Regions from separate parts of the Mus musculus genome. Here region 2 is linked to region 1. Evidence: chromatin loops called from intact Hi-C (ENCODE). Cell type or tissue: gastrocnemius. All regions are shown on one strand. Links, peaks and the distances in the headings refer to the core of each region. The heading gives the core; the rest is flanking DNA.

Region 1 (8,287 bases), core at 1-8,000:
CAGGTGTGCAGCGCTGTCTCTGCTCCAATGTTCTTGCTGCTGTTGCTACCTCCTCGAAGTCCCTGTGCCATGCCCCCAGCAGGTTTTTGTTTAGTTCCAATGTTTCCTTTAGGACAGCACCTAGGCAGATGGCATAATACCCCAAGTGGGATGTCCCCCTGCTCAGTCTGGCTGCCTAGCACAGCCCTTACGAGCACAGTGGTTAGTCAGAAAGAGTTCACAGAATCCGATTTAAAAGCCTCTAAAATTATGTGAAGTATGTACCATATCATGGCCTCATTAGCATGTCGTTAGCATGACCTTATTAGCATGTCATTAACATGACCTCATTAGCGTGTCTTAGCCTTCTTGCCTCAATATACCAGAGGAGCAGAGGGCTGTAAGCAGTGTTGAAGGTGTCTGGCTGACCCACTTGGGTACATGCTGATCATATAGTGTACTGGTGGGTCTGTAATTTACTCTCAAACAGCAGAGCGTGAGCCTCCTCCATCTTCTCCCATGAAGGTGTTCTGGGGATGTCCTGAATTCTTCTCTTCTTCCTCTCCCTAATTGCTGCATGTAGCTTGCTTAGCTCAGGAACAACAGAAGAGAACAAAGAAAATGACCTCAGACCTTCCTTACCTCCATCTTATGCTGCAACTGTAGCAAGGCCCAGCACGTCTGCAGCCTCCACGGTGCCAGGTGAGCTTTGGTGAGCCCTCAACCTCCAGGCCCAATACAGGAGGATATAGCCCAAATCCATCCATCCATCCATCCTGCCTGCCTGCCTGCCTGCCTGCCTGCCTGTTCACAGGGTCTCACTGTGTAGACCAGGTTGGCCTCAAACTCACAAAGATCCACCTGCCTCTCCTCCCTGTGCTGGAACTAAAGGCACGAAATAAACAAATAGCCAACGACTCTTTAACTTATTGAAGCATTCTGACAGGAGGTGGCTGAGACCCGTCTGTCTCTCAGGGCTCGGGGGCTTGGATTGGGGGAATTTAGACTCGCTTCTATCTGGGAGGCAAAGGTGCAGCCATTCTCCCATGCTCTCAGGTCTTGCCCTTCCAGCACCTGTCATGGAGGGCTTCCTGATTCATTTCTCACTCCCACCTCCAGGATACTCTGAGGACGGCGGGGCGCTCCGAGGGGAAGTTATTCCGGAACACGAGTTTGCGACGGGACCAGTGTGTCTAGACGACGAGAATGAGTTTCCCCCTGTGAGCATTCGGAACCCTTAACAGAGTTACTCCATCTGTATGCCTGGAAGGAAGCCTTGCCTCCCAGAAGAGGCCAAGTGTCTGCCCCGCGCTCTAACTCCTAACTGCTAATCTGCTTTACAACCAGAGCCCCCCCACCCCCCCGGGGCACCCACTTTGTGGTTTCAGATCCTGCAGGCTAGCCTATCGGTGTGGTGCTTCAGGCCTGTCAGCGTTGCCGTAACCAAATACTAACCTGGGGAGTGTGGATGGCTCAGAGACCTAGACTCCTTGCCTCTGTCTCTATACATACACTACCTTAGTTCCCTGTGAGGTCAGAGTTTCTGCCTGTGTCTGGTTTCCCAAAGCGCCTAAGATTGCTTTTGTAGAATGCTGCCTGTTACTTGTTAGGATGAGTTACTGGGGCTGGGTCTTGTCTGGGACTCTGGGCTGGCTGCAGGAACTGACTTGCAACCCACCTGCAGCTCTGGTACCGAACTCTTGAGCCTCCCCAGCAGCTGCAGCTGCCCACCAGGAAACCGCATGGATAAAGCCAGGGTGGGTGGCAGGAGCTGGAGACTGTCAGGGCCTCCTTAGCTCCCATCCACATCTACAGTGTAGCAGTGTATGCGCCTCCTGTGTATCTCCGTCAGGAAACATCCCAGTGGCAAGGGATGTGGCCCAGTTGGTAGAATGCTTGCCTAGCTAGCGCATACGAAGCCCTAGCTTCGGTTCCCAGCAGCACTTACAATTGAGCATAGTGGTTCACACCTGGAATTCCAGTACTTGGAAGCAAGGGTCATCTGAACTACATAGTGAGTTCAAGGCCAGCCTGAATTATATATATAAGGCCTTGTCTCAAAAAAAAAAAAAAAATCCCACTTGAGATCATTTCAGATGGGCACAATGCCAGGTCGGGACCTGTGGAATAGACAGGCGTGGCACTGAGATGGGTGAGGCTCCTTTTTGTGGGAACAGGAGGCGTTCATGACTTCCATACTGGCTTCGTAGATTACAGTTTGAAATGAACATTTTTGGGCTTTCCTAGGCAAGTTGCCAAATACATTGCAAGCAAGTGACAGTTGTATACTAATGGTGGAAAGGAGGAGTTCTTTAAAAAAAGCAAAAACAACTAATTATACGTTTTAAGACAGCCGTTGGCCCCCTGCCTAACAGTTGCCTTTGGGCTCCCATGATGCTTCCTAGAACTCTAGGGAGTTTGTCTGTCTTCTGAAAGTTGGCTATTTAGCTATTTAACTGCCACTACATCTTCCAGGAGCCTGGGCACTCTCGGTCAGACCGTGGGGACAGATATGACCAGAGCGTCCTATCCTGGGACGGTCACAGTCAGATGTTCACTCGGTTCTGTTTTAGCAATTTTGGTAAAATCCTTTGGCTGTTGTAGAAGATTGATACATCACAAACTCAGTTGGGGTCTTCAGTGTAGTCAGAACAGACCTTGCAACCTCCTTATTTACAGAATTAGAGTAGTCTGAACATTGGCAGGTAGGAGGTAGCCCCATGTTAGAGAAAACTAACATATAAAGCAAATAAAATAATAACCCCAAATGAGCCATTTTCCTCAAGGGGAGGAGACTCGGGGAGGCTTAAGAACTAATGTTGATGGGTATGGATTAATGACGGTGTGTTTGCCTAGCATGTAAGAGGCTCTGAGTTCCATGCGCAGAGCCTGCCCACCCGCCCCCCCACCCCACATGCACACACATCCACAACTACTAACATTTAAATGTGCCTTGAGGCACACTCACCTAGACACTGCCAGAAAGCTGGGTACAAACCAGCTGTTCTCTCTCTCTCTCTCTCTCTCTCTCTCTCTCTTTAGGAGCAAATTTGTGAAAGTTCACTTGAGCTGCATTTAGAATTTTTGTCTGGGCTAGAGATGTGGCTATCTCAGTAGGCAACGGGCACTGGTTCCAGCCTCAGCTTCAAAAAAAAAAAAAAAAAAACCCACAAACCAAAACTAGTTTATGCACAAGAAATTCTCCCTGCCAGCTAAGTGTTTGTCACTGGACAAGTTCCTAGAGTGGTTAGAGTCCAGCCAAGGTGGGGTAGCCTGTGGATGCTACAGGTGCTAGGTGTTATGGTGGCTGCCAGGCCCAGCCTGTCCACAGCCTGCAGGTAGATGGAGAAAGGAGCCGATGTTCAAACTGAGGTCCTGGGTCAGCAGCAGGCAGGCTTCTCCATCTCCAGGCACAAGGACCAGAAGTGAGAGTGATGCTGGCTGCTGTCCAGTGCAGCCATCTCAGCCATGTCTCTGTAGCTTAAGGGTTCAGCTGGGTTTGCTAGGAAAACCCCTTTTGTCTTTATTCTGAAGTGTATGCTACGCCTCTTGCAAATATTTCCCCAGGAACCATATCTTCATTCACAATTCTTTAAAAAGCCTGTAAGACTACAAAAGGATCTTGAGAGCCTCAGCTTAGCCAAAATCACTTCCCTGTCAGATAGGAACCTCAGGCTCACTGGTGGAGTCGGCCTCTGGGCCTCTGGGCTCTGCCTTAAGCCCTGTAGTCATCACTCGTTTTCTCTATCAAGTAGACTGCCTTTGCCCTCATAACACCACTCTCCTCTCTGGGATTGACTTCACCTCAAAACCAGCAAGAGAAAAGCAAGCTCATTATCCCTGGCAAGAGGCTTTAAGGAGGGCCAGCAGCTCCTGCTTCTGTAGTGAGCCAGCCTGTAACCTGTGTATTCTGTGACACTAATGTTAACATTGTGAGCAAGAGAACGGTCGACCCCCACCAAGAACATAGGCTGGCTTTCTGTGTTCTCTTTAGAGTCGTTTAGCAGTCAGTGTTTACACATAAGATGAGCCTTTTCTAAAAACTGCACATGTGCACACAAGCACACATGTGCACACACCCAGTTTGTAAACAGTATTGTTGGAATCTGTGCTACAGTTATCTACATCTTCATGAGATGGGTGGATTTTCCCACGGTCATGAGTAAGGGTCGGTCTGTGGTCATATATAAAAGTCCCAAAGGTCCAGCCTCCCCTGCTGACCCACCTAGCGCAGACCCCTGGGCAGCCCAGCCCGCCTCCATGAAGCCTCTCCCAAGAGTAAGGCCATATTCTGTTTTGATTTTGGTAGATAATCTTGTGCCGTGGAAGTCAGAAGGGCAAAACGAAGCAGTCCTGACAAGAAGCCTACCTCAGAAGTCAGGACACTCCCCTGTCAGGTGGTTTTGGAGAGAACGAGGAAAGTGGAAGAAACGGAATACAGTCAATGCTGTGGGCAGAGGGGAGGGAGGGAGGCAGGAGTCCTGGGTGCCTCACTGCAGTCAATGCTGTGGGCAGAGGGGAGGGAGGGAGGCAGGAGTCCCGGGTGCCTCCCTGCTTGAGCCATAGACCGCAGTTAGCCCCCCGACCCAAGCCCCTCAGCCTTGACTGCCAGTGGGCAAGGGGAATGCTGGAGTCACACCATGCAGTCTAAAAGACCTTCAAACCACAGTGTAAATGCTAACTAACCATATTGGTATGTAACCAGAATTTTATATTAAAAAGGGCATCCTTGTCAAATGTATGCTGTGTAAAAAAACAAAAAAAAAAACAAAAACAAAAAAAATGTACTTAGTGGGAAATCTCTTAGAATTGTGTTTCGTGTATATTACAAATATAGAGAGAAACTATTTTAGCCAGGCAAAGTATTTTTGCAGTGATTGGAATAAATCATTTATTACCTTGAAGTCGCATTCAGGACACTAATTAAATAAAATCATGGCAATGCATTTGTGAGTTGTTTACATTTTTATTTTGTTTCTTAGAAGTTTTAGGGGCTGGGAAGAAATCCCAATTTTTTTGAAAAGAGTATGTTTTAATATATGAGTGTTTTACCTACATGTATATACACCACGTGTGTGTCTGGCATTCTCAGAGGCCAGAGAAGAGGACAAGGTTCCCCTAGAGCTAGAGTTGCAGACAGTTTATGCTACCATGTAGGTGCTGGGAACTGAGCAAGTGGGCCAAGCTCTTAACCAACGGGCCACCACTTCAGCCCTGAATGCTTACATCTTTATAATACATCCACTTGACATTTACAGGAGAGAAGGGTCCAAGGCCTGGGAAAACCTCACTTTGGTTTAGCTTGCTCAAGTCATCTCAAAGGCAACAGTGTAGGCTCCCGGACCCCTACCCACCAGCAAACCAGACGAGTCTGTGCCAAAATGGCCCCTGAAACTGGGGACACGAGATAGAAACTAAAATACCGATCGAGAATCTGCCTGGTGTCAGTTCGTGGGTTACACACAGTTTCGTGGGTTACTTTAACCTTCAACTTGCAATTGAGGTTTAAGGCATTGCCTGAGCTTTAAACCCAGGGCTCAGACCTGACCCCATTACTCGCTAGTGCTTAACCATGCCGTGTCCACTGTACCAGCACTCAGGGCTTCTCAAGTCTGCATGCAGAGGAGACAGTCCACACACACAGAGGTAACGCCGTTGCTTTCTAACCAAATGCTGCAGCTTCCTTTCTAAAGCAGACATCCATGACCACACCCAAGTTTGGAAGTAAACCCACCTGTCTACAGTTTTCAGGTAGTGTTTCTCATGGGGGGAACAATGAGCCCTCAGACCGGTTGGCAACGGCAGGTAGTTTGATAGGGGTTACAGCAAGGAATCACTGAAGGATCCTGAGTGTAGTCTGCTCGGGAGCTGTTGTCATCAGCGATGTCTTGGAGGACATCTGCGAGAGCCCTGGTGACCTGCTGCAGCACCTCCTGGTACTCGGGGCTCCCCTTCTGTAGAGGCATCCCTTCATCAGCAGCATCTTCTAGGTTGAAAATGAGAGGGGCCACGTGGTGCTGCTCAGGACCCACGCTCCCATCACAAGCTTTGGCTCCACCTACGGGAAGGATGACCGACAATGTGAAACCCAGCCTCCACCCTGAGCTGCAGAAGAGGACGGACATCTGTGGTCGATGACACATTAAAGGAACCAAGCCTAGGAATTCAAAGGACTGCTCTCCCCACCAAATAAATGCCCTCGATATTATAGTCTGTCTTTCTAGTGATGATCGTCTGTCCAGGGGGATCAGATCTGGCCCCTTGGACTTGCCTTCAGAACTAGTGAACATCCATTCAAATATGTGTCTCTGGCCTTTGAGAGCAAATGTTGTTGTTGTTGTTGTTGTTGTTGTTTTGGTTTCGTTTGGTAGTTGTTTGTTTGCTTTGTAATAGCCCTCGAGTCTGATATTTTGAATACCGATGTCTCCAATAGCAACCGTTGAACTTGGTGGATGTCAAGAAGGATAATTTTCCCTGAAGATGATGCTGTCACAGAGATTGAGAATCTGGCTATTATGGCAGTCCAAAAGAGGACAGCCGAAGGCATCTGGAGCCTTTCTCACTTTGGAAGACAATATTTACTTGTTTTTATGTGTACTGATGTTTTGCCCAAGTGTAAATGCCTTGTGCATGCAGTGCAAACGGAGGCAGAAGAGGGCATCTAATCCCGTGGAACTGGAGTTGCAGATGGTTGTGAGTCACCGTATGGGTGCTGGAAACCCAACCTAGGTCCTCTGGAAGAACAGCAAGACCTCTTAACTGATAAGCCATCTCTCCAGCACCCAGCACTGTATCCTAATGAATTCAATGACTTCCCCCTACCTTTTTTTCTATACAAAAAGTAGCTAGAATGCCTAACAGAAATCTATGGAATTGAATAGCTGTTTGCTTCTGGGCATCTTGGTAGTAAAACATTAGTAAGCTAGGAACATCAATTGCTTGGGAGAAGGAGGGTTCTTTCCCTGAACAGACATCTGAGAAATCTTTGCAGTGCCACTTCCTACAGAGAAACCTCTATCATGGGCTTATGCCCTCATTTGGGTATAAGGGCTTTGCTATAGATCCTAGGCTGCCCTCAAGCTCTTGATCCTCCTGCCTCAGCCTCTCAGGTGCTAAGATGACAGGTGTGTACAGCCTTGTCCAGTCTGAGGACATTCTCACAACAGACAAACCAACCAATTAGAGGGGTCCAGCTGTGGTGTCGCCTCACTACAAGATGACAGAACAAGGCCACAGCTCAACCCAGCAAAGACAAATCTAAAAGCACACCAGGGACACAGCTTTCTTGTTCAATATGGATGGAAATGAAACTGGAACTCCCGAGAAGAATGAGAGTGTCCCATAGCCCTCTGCAGATCAAAGCCTCCAGCGGGGGTTTCCTCCCCTGGCAGACACTCGGGTGCAACAGGGATAAGGGATTCTATCATTGTCTAGAGTTGACAAAAATTTGACTCCTGCAGCAGCAAGGAGCCCTTGAAGTGACACAAGTGTCGACAGTCAACCAAGAAAAAGTTGGGGGTGACACTCATAAAAGCTAAGTGATCTATCAAGTTTGGAGATACTTTAATCTCAGCATGTGGGAGCCAGAGGCAGAGAGATCTGTGAGTTCGAGGCCAGCTCGGAGCTACATAATGAACCTGCCTTTAAATATATGTTATCCAAGCTGGGGCATAGTGGAGCATGCCTGGAATCCAAAAGTAGAGACAGAGAGATAAGGAGTTCAAGGCAAGCCTTGGCTACAAAATTGAGGCTCTCCTGGGGTACATGAAACTTCATCTTAAAAAAGAATTAAAAAGATTAAAAACACAAGGCACATAGACATACTTGCCACATGGGCCATAAAAACAGAGTCAAGCCCCACACAACTAATAGTTACAAAGTTGTCCACTGGCTTCTACATGAACACCACAATACACACATCCCTGCAAAGATACACCATACACACTCATGCAAATATACATCGTACACCGCGATGATAAGTTTCACTTAAGGAAAGAGTTGAGTAGTGTCCTTTGAACTACCATCCTCTAGCAAAATGAATTCTAGGAAATCTATTGCAGCAAATCAATAAAAAGCACTCTAGTGGAATAATCAAGACAGGCAAAGACTGGAAGGGACTTGACCCTGCAAAGAAAACCACACTGTCCGGGGTTTCCCCTCCCTGCAACAGGCAGTGTGGAACAGGCACACTTCCTGAGGAGAGCTGAGGTGGCTTAAGAGTTTAAGGTCACCACGAATGATGGAAACTGACAGGTGAAGTCCTACGAGGAAGACTGCCACAGAGGACAAGCCTCGAAACTTTCCGATG
Region 2 (8,326 bases), core at 304-8,303, 100 kb after region 1:
TCAACTAGAGAAACGGATATTAGCGTTTTAAAAGCAAGAACTAACTATAATAGGATCTAGGCCACTCGAGCAGAACAGAAACCCTTAGGTAGGTGTCTAGTAGGTGCAATGGAAAAAGGGGAGGTGGAACCCTGAGGGGCTGAGGCCTTCCCTAATAGCCTCTCAGATACTCTCTTCTTCTGAGGCTATCCTGAAGACCCAGCAGCCCAAAGCAGGCTTGCAGGACCCTCCTTCTGAGCTCCAGGGGAGCCTTCTTTCAGACTGCTTCCCAAGATGAAGTTCTCACAGGCTGGTAAAAGCCACGAGCTTATTTGCAAGCCAGGGTCATATCTGCCTAGCAACCCAACCCAAAGACTATAAGTGTGGACAGGGAACAGGCAGGCCAACTTTGCACAAAGGAATCTATTCTCATGCAAATGACCCTAAGGGCTAGAAAAGAAAGACAGAGAGAGAGAGAGAGAGAGAGAGAGAGAGAGAGAGAGCGCCTGGGGCAGCTCTGAAGAAGCTGTTTCCCCACACCCCCAAGAAGATGCTGAGGGACTCTCACAACAAACTTAGTGCCTTGTCTGCTGCAGAGGAAGAGGGGACTCTGCCTGCGCCACACAGAGATTCCCACTGACCTACAGAAGAGGACAACCGTACAGCCCGGCCCTTAGCTTAATTTCCTGATTTTTCTGGTCCTGTACTCCAGACTGCAAAGGTCTCTTTGTTCTTATTTAGGACTAAACAAAGTTAGTTCTGTCTGGGGGCTTTGATTAGCATGGTAATGCAGTACTGAGGAAGGGAGAAAAACAGGGGCTTTCATCTTTTCCCTGGATCACTAGGCTTCAAGGGAAAAAGGTGAGGCCCGGCTCTGACCAGCAAAAGTCATCAGCCTGTGGCCAGCAAGGCTGGATTCCAGCCACCTCTCCTTATCCAGACACCAGGGGTCCAAGTCAATCTGCCTCATCTCTACAAGGGGAATCATTGTACCACACCAGGACAAGCCAAACCTGATGGAGCGGACCTATAATTCCAGCACTTAGGTGAATTCCGAGGATCGGGAATTTAAGGTCATCCTCATCAGATTTTATCTCAAAAACCCAAATAAGTCAGGCATAGTGGTCCATGCCTTTGGCAGGTCTGAATTTGAGAGCTGCCTGGTGGCTATCCTGGAACACAGAGAAACCCTATCTGGAAAAACAAAACAAAACCAACACATCAAATCACATGGGTGCTACTTAATTCAGTATCGGAACCAACACAGATGTAAAACAATGAGTTATAATAAAATAGCAATAATACACTTTTTTTTTTTTCAAGACAGTCTTTCTCTGTGTAGCCCTTGCTGTCCTGGAACTCACTTTGTAGACCAGGCTGTCCTTGAACTCAGAAATCCGCCTGCCTCTGCCTCCAAGTGCTGGGATCAAAGGCGTGCACCACCACTGTCCCCGTGAAGTAATACATTATTAATAATTAATTCTACCTGGCTGCTGTTACTGCCCTCCACAGCCTGGTTTTATCCAGTCATTCATTCATTGATGTCTAGGACTTTGGGCACTATCTAAGTTTTAAACTCAGAGGTTGAGAAAACTCAAGAGGTAGGCATCACGGCACATGCCAGCGTTTTCAGTGCTTGGGAGGCACAGTCAGAAAGATTGCAAGCCCAAGATCAGCTGAGCTCCATCTTTAAAACGTGTCTTAAAATCGTGCCATTTCCAGCCAGGCAGAGCGTATTGTGCCTGTAGTCACAGCTACAGTGCAGGATGAGGCTGGTGGACGGGTTGAAGCTAGGCGGTGCAGACCAGTTACAGACAGACCTTGGTTAAGAAAAAGAAGCCTGCGACAGGCGGTGGTGGTGCACGCCTTTAATCCCAGCACTCGGGAGGCAGAGGCCAGCCTGGTTTCAAAGCTGTCTTGAAAAAACCAAAAGAAAAAGAAAAAAGAACCCTGCGATCCCATCACTTTGGAGGCCGAGACAGGAGGATCTTCAGTTTTAGGTTAGTCTTGGCTTGGCTAGTGAGATCGTGTTTTTTAAAAACAAACAAACCAGGATTTGGGGGGGGGGGGGTCAAATATAAGTTTGAAGCCAGCGTGGACTACACCTGTCTGGGATGGGGTAAAGGTTTAATTATTCCCACAAATTTGCCAGTTATTATTCAGTGGTAGCCTGGCTGGACTACAGTGACCAGAGTAACACACTCTGCACCAATACACCTGCCTCCTCACTTAGCCACACCAGAGCCTATTGACAGCACTGGGTGACTGCATTCCCAAATCCTGGGGGAAATGACAGAGCAAGGAAAGGTTTTTATTAAAATTTTGAACCGGTGCTCCTCCCGGTGGGTGGCGACCCTTCAGGCACACTCCCAAAGTAGGTTCTCTGCAGTTTCTAACATCAGAAAGACAATCTCTGAGCCACAATCAACCGACGTGGGTTGCCTAAGTCTGAGGGGGGAAGGGGGGGGAATGCAGAGGAACAGGGCTTTTGCTGTGAGGCAGTACCCAGTTTTTCTCCAGAGGTGTGAGATGGAGTCCAGGAAACCAACTTTGCGCCCCCTCTGGCTCTGAACAGTCCCTAATCCTCAGACACGCGCTGTCCTCAGGAATAACTCGGGCTTCTCCGGAAGCATCCATTTAGTTCATAGTGACCTTTGGGATCAGGGGGCTTGGAGGTTTGGGGGTCTCGATCCCCCCAGAAGCCTCCTGGGGGGGGGGGGGGTTAAGGCTGCCGTGCACCTGTGCTCACGCCGCCTCCCGCCTAGGCGGGTGCGCGCGCACGGAGAAGCGGAGATGCTGACTCAGCCAGGCTTCTCCCATCTCTTTCGCGCAGCGCGGATGCTGGCGGCTGGTGGCTGCTGCGGCTGCAAACAAGGCAGCACGGGGAGGGGAGGCGGGGGAACACGACAGTGCACCGGCAGCAACCCAGCCGCGGGCTCCTTAGGGCCCATTGCGGCACTTCCCCCCGCATGCCCGGAAGGGGAACTGGCGGGGCGCGCGAGTTGACGAAATTTGGGGGGGAAGTGGTCTCTAGAGGAGGAACTCGGGATCCCGCGCGTGCTCCGCTCACACCCAAACTGGAAGGAACCTGTTCAGTCCGGGACCAGGGACGCGCGGGACCAGCCCAAACGCGCGCCTCCCCTGCCCTCCCAACCCCCCCTCCCCAGCCTCCTCACTGGCTCCCCAAATCCTCAGGGCGCGGGCGGACCCGGGAGCTGCGCTCGGAGAGGGGGTGCAGGGGCGCACTCGGTCGCCCCGGGCTCGATCGCGCTCCCGCTCGCACTGCAGCTAAGTGCCGGGGTCCGATCGGGCCGGGATCACACGGGCACGCGCGGATGAGGGGATGAGGGCGTCGGGCCAAGGACCCCAGAGGCGTCGGCGGGGATGGGCGACCCGCGATGACAGCGCGGTTACCTTCCGTGACCCCCAGCCCCGGCAGCCGGCAGGCGGGGCGCGTGCCTTGCGCGGCCCCGATCCACGTGGGCCCGCGCGCGCGCACCAGGCCGGCCCCCTCCTTGCAGGCGCTCGGCGCTCCCAGCACATGGTCGGCGGCGCGCCCCCGAGGCCGGCGGAGACCGGCTGCAGCCGGTATAGGATAAGAGATAGGCAGAGAGAAGCGGGGCCGGGGCGCGGGCGGCGGCACGCACGGCCCGGGAGGAGGCGACAGGGTTGGGGGGCGGGGGGAGGGTGTGGCTCGGGTGGCCGAGGCTGGCGTGGGTTGGGGGCCAGGGTACTCCAGGCTCCCCGCCCGGAGCCAACTTGATAGAGACTCTGGCCCACGCCCTAAGGGGTTAAACCTTTTTCTCATGTTACGGAGCGGTTTATAAGAAGGCTCCGGAGGCCCAGCCTCCGCCTTATTGGGTGCCTTTTGGGGTTTATTCTCTTCCCTTCTAACTTGGTGAGTTGGTTTTATTATTTTACACGCTTAAAAGTTTGATTGTGGGGTATGGGTGTTTGTTTGTTTGTTTTTTAATATGTGTTGGGGCCTTTTTTTTTTTTTTAAGGGCGGGGAGGAGGAAAGCTTTTAACATTTTAAAGAGGTTAATCCGAAAAATATTCTGACAGTTGGGAGTGTTCGGAGCCACTGGGATGACGCGCTCGGGCAGTTGTGGGCAACTGAGAGTTGAATGTCCATGACCCTAAGTATAGATGGGTTCCAGGAAATACCTTAAAGGGTGCCCTGGCCTTTGATCGTCCCCAACCCGGGGTGAAAGGAGCCAGGCTGTGAGGCGAGTCCGGCGACCGTCTCAGACCCTCTCTGGATTTTCCTCATGAAGTTGCCGGCGCGTCAGCAGAGCGAAATGTCAGAGAGGTACCTTCCTTCCCCGGGCTCGCGCGCGCACCCAAGGCGGCCACTGAGGCAGCACGAGGGAAAAGTGGAACTTCGGGTCTCCATCCCTGTTACCCCCCTCCCCAGGGCGGTCCCGGAGAGAGACAGATTTCCCTTCGGAGCGTGGGTCCCACACCTTGCCGGGCTGCACTGTCACCCGCTTGCTGCCTGCTGGTCGGTCCCGCACAACTTCCAAGGTCCGCCGGGCTACCAGCGGCAGCAAAGTGTCGTGCAGCTGAACGGCTCCAGGCGTGGGGGGAGAATGATTTTAAAGAGGAAATAGGTTAATTTCCTTCTGGGTTGTTCTCAATCCCTGCACCGCAGCAGACAAGTGATAGAAGTTTGTTAGATGGCGTGTAAAAATGTCATCGAACAACAGGGTAGGGGGGAAGATCGTAGGAATTGAGGAACCCATTACAACTCCTTAACCTGGAAGCTGGTGGTTTGTACAGCTAGGCACTGTGCTGGCTGCTTTTGACGGGAAGGGGATTTCTACCTTAGGATTGAGATTTCAGCCTCTGGTGATCTGACTGGTTTTTTTTGTTTGTTTGTTTGTTTGTTTGTTTTGTTTTGTTTTTTTTACAAACCATTCTGATGAGTGTCTAGCTACAAGAAAGTGCCAGTTCCTATACTAAGGTCTTCCCGTGTGCCAAGCACTGTTAGGTGGCTCGGGGGTTGGGGAGAATACAGTGGTGAAACACCTTTCCTGGTAATTAAGGGACCAGCGGCACCCGGCACCGTCAAAGATAGAAACTGACAGTATGTAAATAAACAATGCAGTCAAGTGGAAAACTGGTCTTAATGAGTACCACTGGCCCTGAGTTTTCCTTCTGCGGTTTCCAGAAACAGGACTTTTCCTCAGTGGAACTCCAGAGGAAGACACTTAAATTAGGGGCTTGGGTTTCAACTCGATGGTCTTGCAAACCGGGTGAATAGCTTGTAGCCAGTGATTCATTCAAACGTGGCTGAGGCCGTTTAGCAGGTTAGAGTTGGGGAAGTTTTGTTTTTTATAGAGAGAATTCAAACGAACTTCCCACACACACATGCAGACTGGTCCAGACAACTGAGGCTAGAGACAACTTGTCAGAAGCTGTATACTCCGGTCTACATCTTGAAGGAGCTTCGAAGTGCCTCTGTTCTGCTGACACCAGCAGCCGCCAGCTCATTGCCTTCTAAGCTTGTCTTTTGAACTTCGCCCAGAACTGACCCTAGACTAACCCCAGAGACTGTATGATAATCCAGTATCTTTATGTCTTTTTGCCAAATCCTTACAACAAATTAAATCACAGTGAATGTCCCAGGTAATTATAAATCTCCAAGTCCTGTAGGACACCCATTTAAGGCCTGCTTCCTTCACCCTCTCAGGGAAACAGGCTTATTATCCTGTAGCCCAAACTGGCTTGAGACTTACTGCGTAAAGAAGCCTGCTTCAACACATAGCCCACTTCCTGTCTTGGCTTCCTGAGTGTAGCTGTCTATAGGTCTATAAGCAAAGAACTTCACTCCAGTTTGTTTTGTTTTATATTCTCTCCTTTTTCTTTTTTGACAGAGACATAAGGGTAACCAAAAGCTACTAGGAAATACACTAAACTGTCCAGCCTTTTTTTTTTCCATCAGAAGGACATTGGGGGGTCTTGGGTGAAAAGCCAGCAGGCGCTTACTCAGAATAACAGAACTATCTAATGGGGAAAAACCTAGAAATCGCCTTCACAGATGCAATTTAGCCATCAGGAGATTTCTGCTAGTCCGGAACCACTGCCCAAAGGGTTTCCAGAAGATAAACCCACACTGGGCTAATCTGTAGGTGGTAACTCAGAGTCAGTCGGGGTCAAAGGCCATCCCTTGGGATTGCCTCTTCTTAGGGGACAAGCTTTGGACTCAGAACCTAGTTAGATTCAGAATCTACGTGTTGGGAACACTGAACATCAAGAAGAGAAGCCGTGGCCGGAGACCAATCAGGTTGTTTAACCAGCTCTGCCATTTAAAGCCCCACAAGGTGTTTCCCATCAGATACAAAACCAAACGGACTGGTAGTTTTCGCAGTCTGTAATTTGTGGAGGCCTTTGAGTCGTCAAGTTGAAAGGTTGGGCCTCGGTTGCTTTGTGCACAGTGTGCACAGTGTGACGGTTCGTAGAGCCCAGTGGCCTGTTGGTTAAATGGCAGGAGGAAGAGCTAAGCAAACTGCTTATTCTGCAGCCAGACACTTCCTCGTTTTAAAAGGCATGAGCTGTGTGTTGTTTTGGGGGCACCCCCAAGTCTCTTATTTTGTTTAGTAAACTTTGAAGAGGACTAGTTTTGTTTCTGTTGCTTGTTAGTGTTTATTTCCTTTGATTGTTTTTGTATTTTGTTTTTGGTGTTTTGTTTTTTGAGGTGGAGGAGAAGGTAGACAGGACTGTAGTCCAGGCTGGACTTTAGCTTTGCTTGCTTTCTCTCTCTCTCTTTCTCTCTCTCTCTCTCTCTCTCTCTCTCTCTCTCTCTCTCTCTCTCTCTCTCTCTCTCTCTCTCTCTCTTAGACAAAGTCTAGATGTGTAACCAAAACCTAGCAATCCTCCTGCCTCGGTCCTCTGAGTTGACCACAATGCCCGGATTGTTCAGTAAACTTTGAGCAAGCGTCTGTGATACACAAAATGCTATGCAGGCACTGAGTCTGGGAAGAGTATCTGATTGCCCTGTAGGTAGCCCGCCTCATACAGTCTTTTCCACTCAGGGAGGAGGGTTGAAATAGGGTCTCATGCAGCCCAAACTGGCTCAAACTTGCTTATAGCCATGGGTGGCCTTGAATGAATTTCTGATCCTTATGCCTACAGGCATGTTGGGTAGCACGCTACCATGCCCAAGCTCTTACGCGCGATCTTAGCTATAACATGCCAATATTATCTTCCAGGAAGGCTTGTACTCTGTTATTGTGCCATACTGTGGTCTTATCTCAAAGCCACCCATGGTAGGATGAAGGATGTTCCAGGCTTGTAACTGGAATAAATGTTAGAGTTGGCTTGGCGAGGCCATCTTCCCTTTATGATGATCCCAATAAGAAGGTAGAAAGGTTTGTTTCCCTTCATCCTCTGTTGGTTGGGCGTGGCTGGCTAGTGCCTTTAATCCCAGACAAGAGGGTTGCTGCAGATTTGTATGTATCATGAATGTAGTGAAAGCTGTATTTGGTTGTAGCCAGAACAGAGAGGCGCAGACATAAAGCATAAGTGAGCAAACTATCGCCCAAAAGGGGCTCAGGAAATAAATAGGAGCAGTTCAGTGTCTTCTGCCCAAATCTAACGTCCAGCTGCGTCACACCCACCCCCTCAAGACCCTTCCAGAGCTAGCACTTTGCCTCTTAGCCCGGTTTCCTTGGGCCACCCACTAGGTTCAGCCTGCAGTCATATCAGCTGATGAATAGAGTTAAATGCTAAAGTCAAAACTATCATCTGTTAAAGCTGGAGGATGCCTTCGAGATTCTCCAGTCTCCGCTAGCTAAGTGCCTTTAATCCCAGCACCTGGGAGGTTGAGGCAGGCCAGGCAGATGGCTACAAGTTCAAGGCCAGCCTGGTCTACGTTTACATCAAGTTCCAGGATGGCCAGGTCTCCATAGAAAGATGGCGTCTCAATAAAGAACAACAAAGATTCCCCAGTCCCTTCTAAAGAGGAGTGCCAGCTCAGAGATGGGAAGTGACTACCTCAAGTCACAGAGTTGTGTGGCTGAACAGTCCCTCTGTCCAAGGTCAAGAGTAGTTCGGGGATGGGAGGCAACTGGGCAGGTAAAACCCACCTGATGAAAGGAGGGAACCAAGTCCCACAGGTTGGTCTCTAACAGACACGTGAGCATTGTGGCATGAATGCATTCCACTTGCCCTGAGACAGAAATGTAAATAAATAAGTTAATGTAAACTTTTTTAAAAAGTTTTTTGCAGAGTGCTTTGCCAGGCTGGGGATGTTGCTAGAGTACCTGCCTCACATGCACGGAGCCCTGGGTCCTTAGTATCATGCAAGCCATGTGTGGTGACCAGTGCCTACAATCTCAGCACT

Evidence for each region. A loop is a pair of places that touch in the nucleus more often than their neighbours do. Peaks named below come from ENCODE experiments on the same cell type or tissue, not always from the same donor. Only the 100,000 strongest peaks of a DNase experiment are listed, where the experiment ranks them.
Region 2: it touches region 1 in a loop (2.2-fold over the local background); 3 of 42 quality-filtered maps call a loop at or near these places.

The regions. Positions count from the first base shown.
Region 1 is chr11:109,569,969-109,578,255 of GRCm38, reverse strand. It overlaps Arsg (arylsulfatase G), which reads right to left. Exons shown (of 14, transcript NM_028710.3): 14 at 4,926-6,037. The coding sequence ends at 5,763. Wipi1 (WD repeat domain, phosphoinositide interacting 1) reads left to right here. Exons shown (of 13, transcript NM_145940.2): 11 at 563-681; 12 at 1,099-1,199; 13 at 4,289-4,735. The coding sequence ends at 4,336. Among named protein-coding and RNA genes, the nearest start is that of Gm39442, 4.3 kb to the left of the region's middle. In gastrocnemius, for the core only: no CTCF peak of the experiment used is centred there; DNase peaks (open chromatin) are centred at 2,127 and 3,400; H3K27ac peaks cover 997 bases.
Region 2 is chr11:109,468,489-109,476,814 of GRCm38, reverse strand. It overlaps Slc16a6 (solute carrier family 16 (monocarboxylic acid transporters), member 6), which reads left to right and starts at 3,217. Exons shown (of 6, transcript NM_001029842.2): 1 at 3,217-3,567. The coding sequence starts at 3,323. Arsg (arylsulfatase G) reads right to left here and starts at 3,441. Exons shown (of 14, transcript NM_028710.3): 1 at 3,394-3,441. In gastrocnemius, for the core only: no CTCF peak of the experiment used is centred there; DNase peaks (open chromatin) are centred at 905, 2,872, 3,479 and 4,368; H3K4me3 peaks cover 3,054 bases; H3K27ac peaks cover 2,416 bases.